Linked DNA regions of Homo sapiens: regions 1 and 3 are each linked to region 2. Evidence: chromatin contacts called from ENCODE Hi-C or POLR2A ChIA-PET data. All regions are on one chromosome and are shown on one strand. Each heading gives the region's core, a stretch centred on a gene start or an enhancer-like site at or near the end of the contact. The rest is flanking DNA. Distances are from core to core; before and after follow the strand shown. Region 1 has its middle 93 kb from the start of LINC00604. Region 2 overlaps TTC33 (tetratricopeptide repeat domain 33). Region 3 has its middle 170 kb from the start of LINC00604.

What was found. A loop is a pair of places that touch in the nucleus more often than their neighbours do. ChIA-PET counts read pairs that join two places held with the same protein, here RNA polymerase II (POLR2A). Pooled maps may share reads with other maps.
Region 1: a loop to region 2 is called in a map of endothelial cell of umbilical vein, with 5 times the contacts of the local background. The contact joins two enhancer-like sites. A Hi-C loop is called at or near these places in 1 of 168 maps with a recorded cell type or tissue (endothelial cell of umbilical vein) and 4 of 50 pooled maps. POLR2A ChIA-PET finds 5 or more read pairs at or near these places in 1 of 52 experiments (activated CD4-positive, alpha-beta T cell).
Region 3: a pooled map shows a loop between it and region 2 (2.8-fold over the local background). The contact joins two enhancer-like sites. A Hi-C loop is called at or near these places in 1 of 168 maps with a recorded cell type or tissue (endothelial cell of umbilical vein) and 7 of 50 pooled maps. POLR2A ChIA-PET finds 5 or more read pairs at or near these places in 1 of 52 experiments (activated CD4-positive, alpha-beta T cell).

What each region holds. Positions count from the first base shown.
Region 1 is chr5:40,332,247-40,334,946 of GRCh38, reverse strand. No RefSeq gene overlaps it. Among named protein-coding and RNA genes, the nearest start is that of LINC00604, 93 kb to the right of the region's middle. Within about 2 kb of position 1,331, at least 3 of the 41 ENCODE cell types and tissues checked have a DNase peak (open chromatin) inside an H3K27ac peak, as active enhancers do; they include endothelial cell of umbilical vein, where a contact is called at or near this core.
Region 2 is chr5:40,733,822-40,736,521 of GRCh38, reverse strand. The region is part of intron 2 of TTC33 (tetratricopeptide repeat domain 33); the gene reads left to right. It also overlaps a transcript of PTGER4 not described here. Among named protein-coding and RNA genes, the nearest start is that of TTC33, 21 kb to the left of the region's middle. Within about 2 kb of position 1,446, at least 4 of the 41 ENCODE cell types and tissues checked have a DNase peak (open chromatin) inside an H3K27ac peak, as active enhancers do; they include endothelial cell of umbilical vein, where a contact is called at or near this core.
Region 3 is chr5:40,404,119-40,406,818 of GRCh38, reverse strand. No RefSeq gene overlaps it. Among named protein-coding and RNA genes, the nearest start is that of LINC00604, 170 kb to the right of the region's middle. RefSeq lists enhancers at 65-124, 437-1,636. Within about 2 kb of position 1,403, at least 6 of the 41 ENCODE cell types and tissues checked have a DNase peak (open chromatin) inside an H3K27ac peak, as active enhancers do.

The DNA.
Region 1 (2,700 bases), core at 82-2,581, 400 kb after region 2:
CTTTGAATAGTATTGATTATAATAATATTGTGATGATGAATGATCTGTTGTGCTTGAATAGTGGAAACAGTATTAAATACAGTCATGTATTGCATTACAGCATTTTGGTCAACAATGAACTGCTTACACTAAAGTGGTTGAATAAGATTATAACAGAGCTGAATAATTGCTATCACCTAGTGACACTGTAGCCATCCAAATGTAGTAGGGCAAGGCACTACTCACATGTTTATAGTGATGCTGGTGTAAACAAACCTACTGTGCTGCCAGGAATATATAAGTGTAGCACATACAGTTATGCATAGTACATAATACTTGGTAATGATAATAAACAACTATGTTACTGGTTTATGTTTTATTATATTATACTTTTTATTGTAATTTTAGAGTGCATTTCTTCTACTTATTAAAATCAAAAAAGCTAACTGTAAAACAGCCTCAGGCAGCTCCTTCGGGAGGTATTCCAGAAGAAGGCATTGTTATCATAGGAGATGACAGCTCCATGCATGTTACTACCTGTGAAGACCTTCCAGTTGGACAAGATTTGGAAGTGGAAGACAGTGATATTAATGATCCTGATCCCCTGTAAGCCCAGACTAATGTGTGTGTTTGTGTCTTAGTTTTTAGCAAAAAAGTTTAAAAAGTAAAAAAAAATGCCTAATAATAGAAAAACCTTATAGAATAAGTATATAAAGGAAAAAAGTGTTCGTGTTTTAAGCTAAGTGTAGTTATGAGAGAGTTAAAAAGTTAAAAAATTACGAAGTCTATGAAGAAAAAATTACAGTAAGCTAAGGTTAATTTACTACTGAAGAAAACTAAAAAGAATAAATTTAGCATAGCCTAAGTGTGCACAGTTTAAACATTACTGACACTACTGTAGTGTACAGTATTGTCCTAAGCCTTCATTCATTACTCACTCACAAATTCACCCAAGCCAATACTAGTTCTGTAACCTCCATTCATGGTAAGTGCTCTATTCAGGTATATCATTTTTAATATTTTATAACCTATATTTACTGTACTTTTTCTGTATTGAGCTATGTGTAGATACACACAAATACCATTTTGTTACAACTACCTACAAAATTCAGTTCAATCGCATGCTGTACAGATTTGCAGCCTATGAGCAATACCCTAGGAGCATAGTAGGCTACACAATCTAGGTTTATGTAGGTACACTCTGCGATGTTCACATGACAAAATAGCCTAACAACACATTTCTCAGAATATGTCCCTGTGCTTAAATGACTCATGACTGTAATAGTGAATCCAGTAGGTTGTTAAGCTGAGTAAAACCATTTATATTAAAAACATTCACTCTCAGCTAGAGCATTGTCATAGTGAAGAAAATAGTCCTGTGTGGCAGTTCCTGCCAAGTGCCTCACCCCAGACTTCCTGCAATGCCTCAATCATTAACTCAGTTATTTTTTGAACATTTAACATGCACAATGACTATGCACAATGTTATAACATTTAGAATTTATATTTATGTATTGCTTTATCACTCTTTTACAATGTGCCTTTCCGTTTATTTTATCTCATGTAATATTCACAACCAGTTTATTTTTCAAAAGAAACTGAGACCTAAAGACTTTACTAAGAATACTCACCAAAATGAATATGCTCCATTGGTTATTTGATTTTGTCAAATGTATTCACTATGATCAATGCCATTCATATTCTAAAATTTAATAAATTTTGTCTTTACTTGTTATTTTTTGATATACATGGTATTTGAATTATGTGGAAATGAGAACATTCTGATAAAGATCTTGTTACTTTCCTATGAATCAGAGGGGAAATGCTGTATTTTATAAGTAACGGCTATTATCCTCCAATGTTGAACAGCTTCCTCTAAAATATTTCTATAAAAATGGTACCTTACATTTCATCTTGCTCAAAATGCATTGGATAATATATTTCTCCCATTCAACAATGAGTCTACTTTATAAGTCACACACAAAACAGTTCATTATTTAGTGTTACACTCATAAATTTAGTCATGACAAAGTTGCCAGTGCTATATAATTTTATTTGGCTTAGATTATAAAGATTTTATATGTCATTGAATCCATCTATATTCTTTTGTCTTTTTGCGTTTCTTTTACTCACATAATCTATCAAAAGGGACAAAATATGATTGAGTGTTTATGTAATTCATAATTTTATATTTTGAAAAATTCTAACTTTTTCTAACCAAATATTTAAAAATGAAATTTATCTGCATACCAATCATCATATCTCTGAAACATTCTAATGGATTTTTCACAAAATAATTTTTTAAACCTAAAAGTTGATATAGTTCTGATTAAACAGTTTGTTAGCTTTCTTTTCTTGGTGTAAATCACCAAAATAAAGAGTCAAGGACATATGTTTCTCTCTCTCTTCCCATCCATCCATCCATCCATCCATCCCTCCCTCCCTCCCTCCCTCTCATTTAATCCATCACCCAGTTTTTACTTTTGTGGTGATTTGTGGCATTCTAGATGTTATTGAGGAACCAATGGTTATAAAATAGAAGATAGAGTTAAAGCAAGATAAATATGGCCTGAGAAAGACTCCATACTTCTATATTTGAGTCCTTGTGGATGAACTGTAACCTATCTTAATAGTCAGACACAATTGAAAACCTAACTTAATAGTAGGCACCTGTAACAATGGCTGAGTGTTGGCCAATCCCAGTGGCTATACCACTCATAG
Region 2 (2,700 bases), core at 197-2,696:
CCCAACTTTGACATCTTGGCTTTTAAAGTTTCAGCCACTAGATGGTGATATTTGACTGTCTAGCTAACTGGTCTGATTTTTCTGTTAGAATCAGTTGTATGTGTATGAAGCAGGAATATAAATTAGAATTTACCATGCATTTTGTTCTTGTCTAGGAAAGTATACCTACTAATGTAAATTTGAGGGTGATCTTGCTGTGTGACCCACATTCTGCAGATTACTCACATCAGTATATTTAATGACAGTGGTTTTGCCTCATGCTCTGTGGAAAAACATAGATACAGTCAGTGTAGAATGACTTTATTTTCTCACCAGCACATCTTCCAACCTTACTGTATTTGTGCCTATATGATCTGTCATCATTCCATTGTAATTATCAAAGGCCCACCACTCCACTTGTACTCTAGACCCCATCCCCTTGTGCCTTCTCAGGAACGTTGTTCTGAAATTGTCCTCTCATTTTTATATAATCTGTTTCTTCTTTTCTCTCGGTCCTTCTTGCTGGCATGCAAACATACCCTGATAACATCCATTTAAAAAGCTTCTCTCCAAATGCTCTGCCATTTCTCTGCTCCCACTGCACTACAAACTCCATTTCTTGATGAACCATCCAGTCATATTTCTGTCCCCATGAATCCACTGAAACTGCTTTTGTAAAGGTTATCAGTGACCTCCATGTTGTCAAATCCAGTCATCACTTCTCTGTTGTCATTTATTGTGCTTCTCATCATTCAGCACAGGTGACCACAGTCTTCCTAAATACACTGCTCTCTCATCTTCCACACCACCATGCTATCATGCTTGTCCTTGTCTCCATGTCCTCTCCTTTTTAATCTTTGCTTGCTCCTTTCCTTTTGCTCTCCAGATCAACAATCATCTGTGTTTGTGGAGCTGTTGCCAGCTTAACATAGACCTTGTATTTATTCTTCTTTCTTCATGGCTTACTTCTGTTTTTCCCTCACTCTTGATTGCGTGGGATCCTATCCACTCAATAAAGATTTAGCCAGTAAGCTTTGGCCTCAGGCTCTGTTTTCCAGGTAACCCAAATTATCCTGGATTTCTTTCTTTTTTTCACTCATACCAAGTCCAAGTTGAGCCAACTGTACATTTTCAGTGTGTTGTAAATCTTTTTTCCTCTTTCTGTTTTCACTTCTATCCTTATCTAGGGTTATCTCATACCTAAATTACTTTGGTTGTCTCATATCTAGCCTTCCTGTGTACATTTTTGTACCCTTACTGTCTATTCTTCTGGGTCTGACTGATCTTTTAAAAATGTAAATCAATAATTCATGTCTCACTGTTGTATAAAAACTCTGTGGATTCTTCATCACACATACAATTAAATCCACATGCATAACTATGGCTTATTGTATTCTCTGTGATCATGGCTTCGGCCCACCTCCCTGACCTCTGACTTCCTTTCCTCTGGTTTTATTTCCTTTCCACAAAACATGGTTTGGTCCTGCCCCAGGTTCTTCCCTTTGCCTGGAATGGACCTTCTCCAGATTTTCAGTTGTCTGACCACGTTTTGTCACTCAGGTCTCAGCTTGAATGCGTTCCTAGGAAGACCTTTCTTGACCGCCCATTCCGAATAGCCACTTGGTCACTCCCTATCACATTCCTCCATTTGTCTTTTATCACGGCACTTATATTTTAACTGTTTGTTATCTTTCTTTCCCTGTCCCCTTCTAACATGCATACACTTTAGAAAGTAAGATCTGGAAGAATAGTAGGGACCTTTTATATCTTGTTGGGTGCTGCATCCTTAGTACTTATTACTAGAATTCTACCTGTCCCAGGGTAGGTGCCCAGTAAATATTTATAAAGTGAATAAGCTGTTAACTATATAGCTCATTAAATTTAAAGCCACAGTAAATTAGAAGTCTAATTGGGAGTAAAGTAGCTAAACACATTGACATTTCTATTTGGTAAATGAGTGTGCTATCTAACTTATTTAGCTTGATCACCAGCTGTTCTTTACCTCAGTATAGGGCATTATCTCATCCTGCCCTGTTGTAGTCCATGGAACTATTCCCTTTGCTTCCTTCCTTGTGCTACTTCAGTTGCATACTGTTAAGATTGTCCTTAAACTGGCGGAATCAGACTTTGGTCATTTATTAACCACAGTGACTTTAAACCAAGTTTTTATCTTTTAATGCTTCCTATCCAACAGCTGCAGTAGGGCTGTGTCTGTTCAGTCTGTTCCAAACTGAAGTTGAATTAAGAGATATGCTGCAGAAATTATGAGAGACTATTGATTTGTTCAGTGCCAAGTTTCCTGTGATCTAAAAATGGAGGAACTAAGTGGTGCCACCCTTTGTTTGCAGGCCAACAGAAGTAAACCAAAGAGAAATGAGAAGGGGGAAGAATTGAATAAGTTGATGATAGTGAAGTAAATACCCACCATTTCTTGCTTTGTTTAGCATGGAAAACAGCTCACTTGTTCCTTTAAACCTTTATAGGCCTCGTTGGCAACAAAGCACATTTCATTGAGGGATGCCTCTGCTGGCAGCAATGGTTATGCTTTCAAAATAAAAGACAGTGCAGTTGAGAAGAGAGGACATTTTTCTTTTTTCTCAAATCTGTAAGCCTGTGTTTACACGTGTGTGTGTGTATGTCTGTTTGTATGTATATGCACACATGCATACCTGCCTAATAAAAAGAAAAAACTAGTGATGGTCATTGTCACCTTGAACCTCT
Region 3 (2,700 bases), core at 154-2,653, 330 kb after region 2:
GTGAAGCAGTTACTCAAAAAATTGAGGCTGGGACTGGAGAACTGGTCCGCGGTTCCTGTCTTTGTTGTTGGTGGTGTTAGGCATGTGTGTTTCGAGAACTTTGAACATGCAGAAGAGTTTGTACTTTTTGTGGCTTGTCTGGGTTCAAACAAATGTACAGCCTTGTGAAGAGTCATTTTCATTGGCTAAAAACGAACTCTGCTTTATTATTATCAGATAGTGTAAACAGAGATAGAACAAACCTTTGAAAAATGCTTTATAATGTAGTGGAGAGCTAAACCATTAATAATCCATCTTTAAAGATCTGAAAAACATCTGTGGTAAGATCTTGCCAGGAGGAGAGCTTTTCTATGAAACAGCTTTTCCTTTATTTTTCTTCATGGCAGAATTGATATTTAAGGGGGACCTTCTTGTTGAAAACAATTAAAAGAAGAATAATATTTCTTGACATGTGTTTTCATAGTCCTTAAACTCTCTTTTTCTTCAAAAATATTATATAGTTTCTGAAATTGGTGGATCCTCTTCGTTAACTCACTCTGAATTATTCATAGTCACTACGATTGTCCCTCAGTTAGGAGACTTTGGAAATCCCCCTGACATCCTTTCTTGCCAAATTTGTCTGGTTGCCTGCCTACAATATTTTTTTCCTAATCTGACTAGGCATCTCTGACTTACTTTAGCACATGCAGTGTTTCAGAGTCTGATATAGTAGCACGCTACACAATTTGAAAATAAGCTTTCCACTGGGACAGTGGCCTCAAATTGCCTCAAAGAACAATTCAAGTTCTTTAGATATGGAAAGGGAGCTCTGAAGAGCTATCATTTCTTACCTGGTATAAGCAGTTGGGGAACTAATCACTAGGAGTTTTATCCAAACTTCTCTTGGTTTTTCAGGAGTCATTGACAGGGTGGTTTTTAAATCTCAGCCCTCTGAAAAGACAAATTTTGTTCTTCATTCTCTTGAAATTCCAAAGAGGTTATATTACCCTGAATTCCCTTTCAGCTTCTTGTGGTGTCTACTTGCCGTCATCGCAACCTACCACCTTGGTACTAAACATGGGTCCCGGTCCCTCCGAGCTTTGCTGTGTGCTGGTGGCCAAGAAAGTCCTGATGAGACCTAAAAGAATAGAGCTGACAAGGGTGTTTGTAGTCTAATCAGTGACTCCTAAAGACTCCAAGCACAAAATTCAAAGGTTGACTTTTTACCAATGTACTTTCCTTTTATATTTTAGGATGACATCTTCACGAATCATAGGAAGGTAACCTTGACAGGATCTGAACTCAGAGCTGTTTAGAAAGATGAAAAAAATACACACTTTTATTTGCTTTTGGAAATGCTTGTCCCAGATCTGACAAGTGGCCACATGTGACCAGTTATGATGAAATGCAGGAAATAACTTACGATAACCCTGACTTAAGAATGTGAACATCCTCCAGCATGCTTAAGTCCAGCCTACTGGGTTCTTTTTGGAGTCTAAGGTCAGCTACAGCTTTTTGATCCATAGAACTTGATGTCCATTTCTGGGGAAGGATAATATGGTTTAGAAATTCCATTAAATGGCTAGAATGGTTACTGTTCTTTTTCAAGTCCAGGTATAAAGACAGAATTAAATACTTTTCCTTGTCATTATCCATACTTAACTTTCACAGTTTCATATTATTAAAAATAAATTGTGATTTACCTCTACCAACTTCCAAAAAGAAATCAAAGCAGAATGCAAAAGCATTGTCAATGCAGTGCCTCATGTTGATGCCACTGTCCTAAGATCTTCCTTGCAAAGAAAGGATGAATTTTTTTCTCAGCAAATTTCTTCTTCTGGCAACACCTTACACAAGGAATACTGAATACTTTATTTTTTAAAGTGGAATTGTGCCAAACTCTACCAGTTCTATCCAAGTAGAAAAAATAGATTTCCTCATTTTACACTGCCTCATGAACTATATGTATGTATACATGTGTTTCCTAATCTTCATAAATGTGAAGTTTTCTATTTTGCTTTCTCTTTCATATGACAGAACCATGTGATCAATGGAGGTTTCTGTGGCATTTCCTAGTCCTCTGATTCTTTCTAGCTCTTTGCATCTGAAAAGATAGAATGAGTATGAGTGGTTTAATGTCTTGTGCCAGTATCTTTCTGTTTATATTCTGTAGTTGGGCATAGTTCATTGCATTTATTAATTTTTGTTGGCTAATTTCAAACTGGTAATTTTAAGCCTGAAAGGCCTAAATGCCTTGCCTCTGATTGAAAGACACTCTGATGGCTTCAGAAATGCTGAATGAGTTACCCTCAATGTATTGTTAAAAGCAGTTATCTTCAGAGGCCACTTATTCAGGGTCCTTTGAAACACTGGGCTGTGTATTAGTCTATTCTCACACTGCTATTTAGGTTGGTGCAAAAGTAATTGAAAATAATGGCAAAGATTGCAATATAAATAACTACCTGAGACTGGGTCATTTATAAAGAAAAGAGGTTTAATTGAAGCATGGCTGGGGAGGCCTCAGTAAAATTATGGTCATGGTGGAAGGTGAAGAGGAAGGAGGCATGTCTTATATGGCCAAAGTAGCAGGAAGAGAGCGAAGTGGGAGGTGCGACACACTATTAAACAAGCAGATGTTGTGGCTGGGCACGGTGGCTCATGCCTGTAATCCCAGCACTTTGGGAGGCGGAGGTGGGTGGATCACGAGGTCAGGAGTTCAAG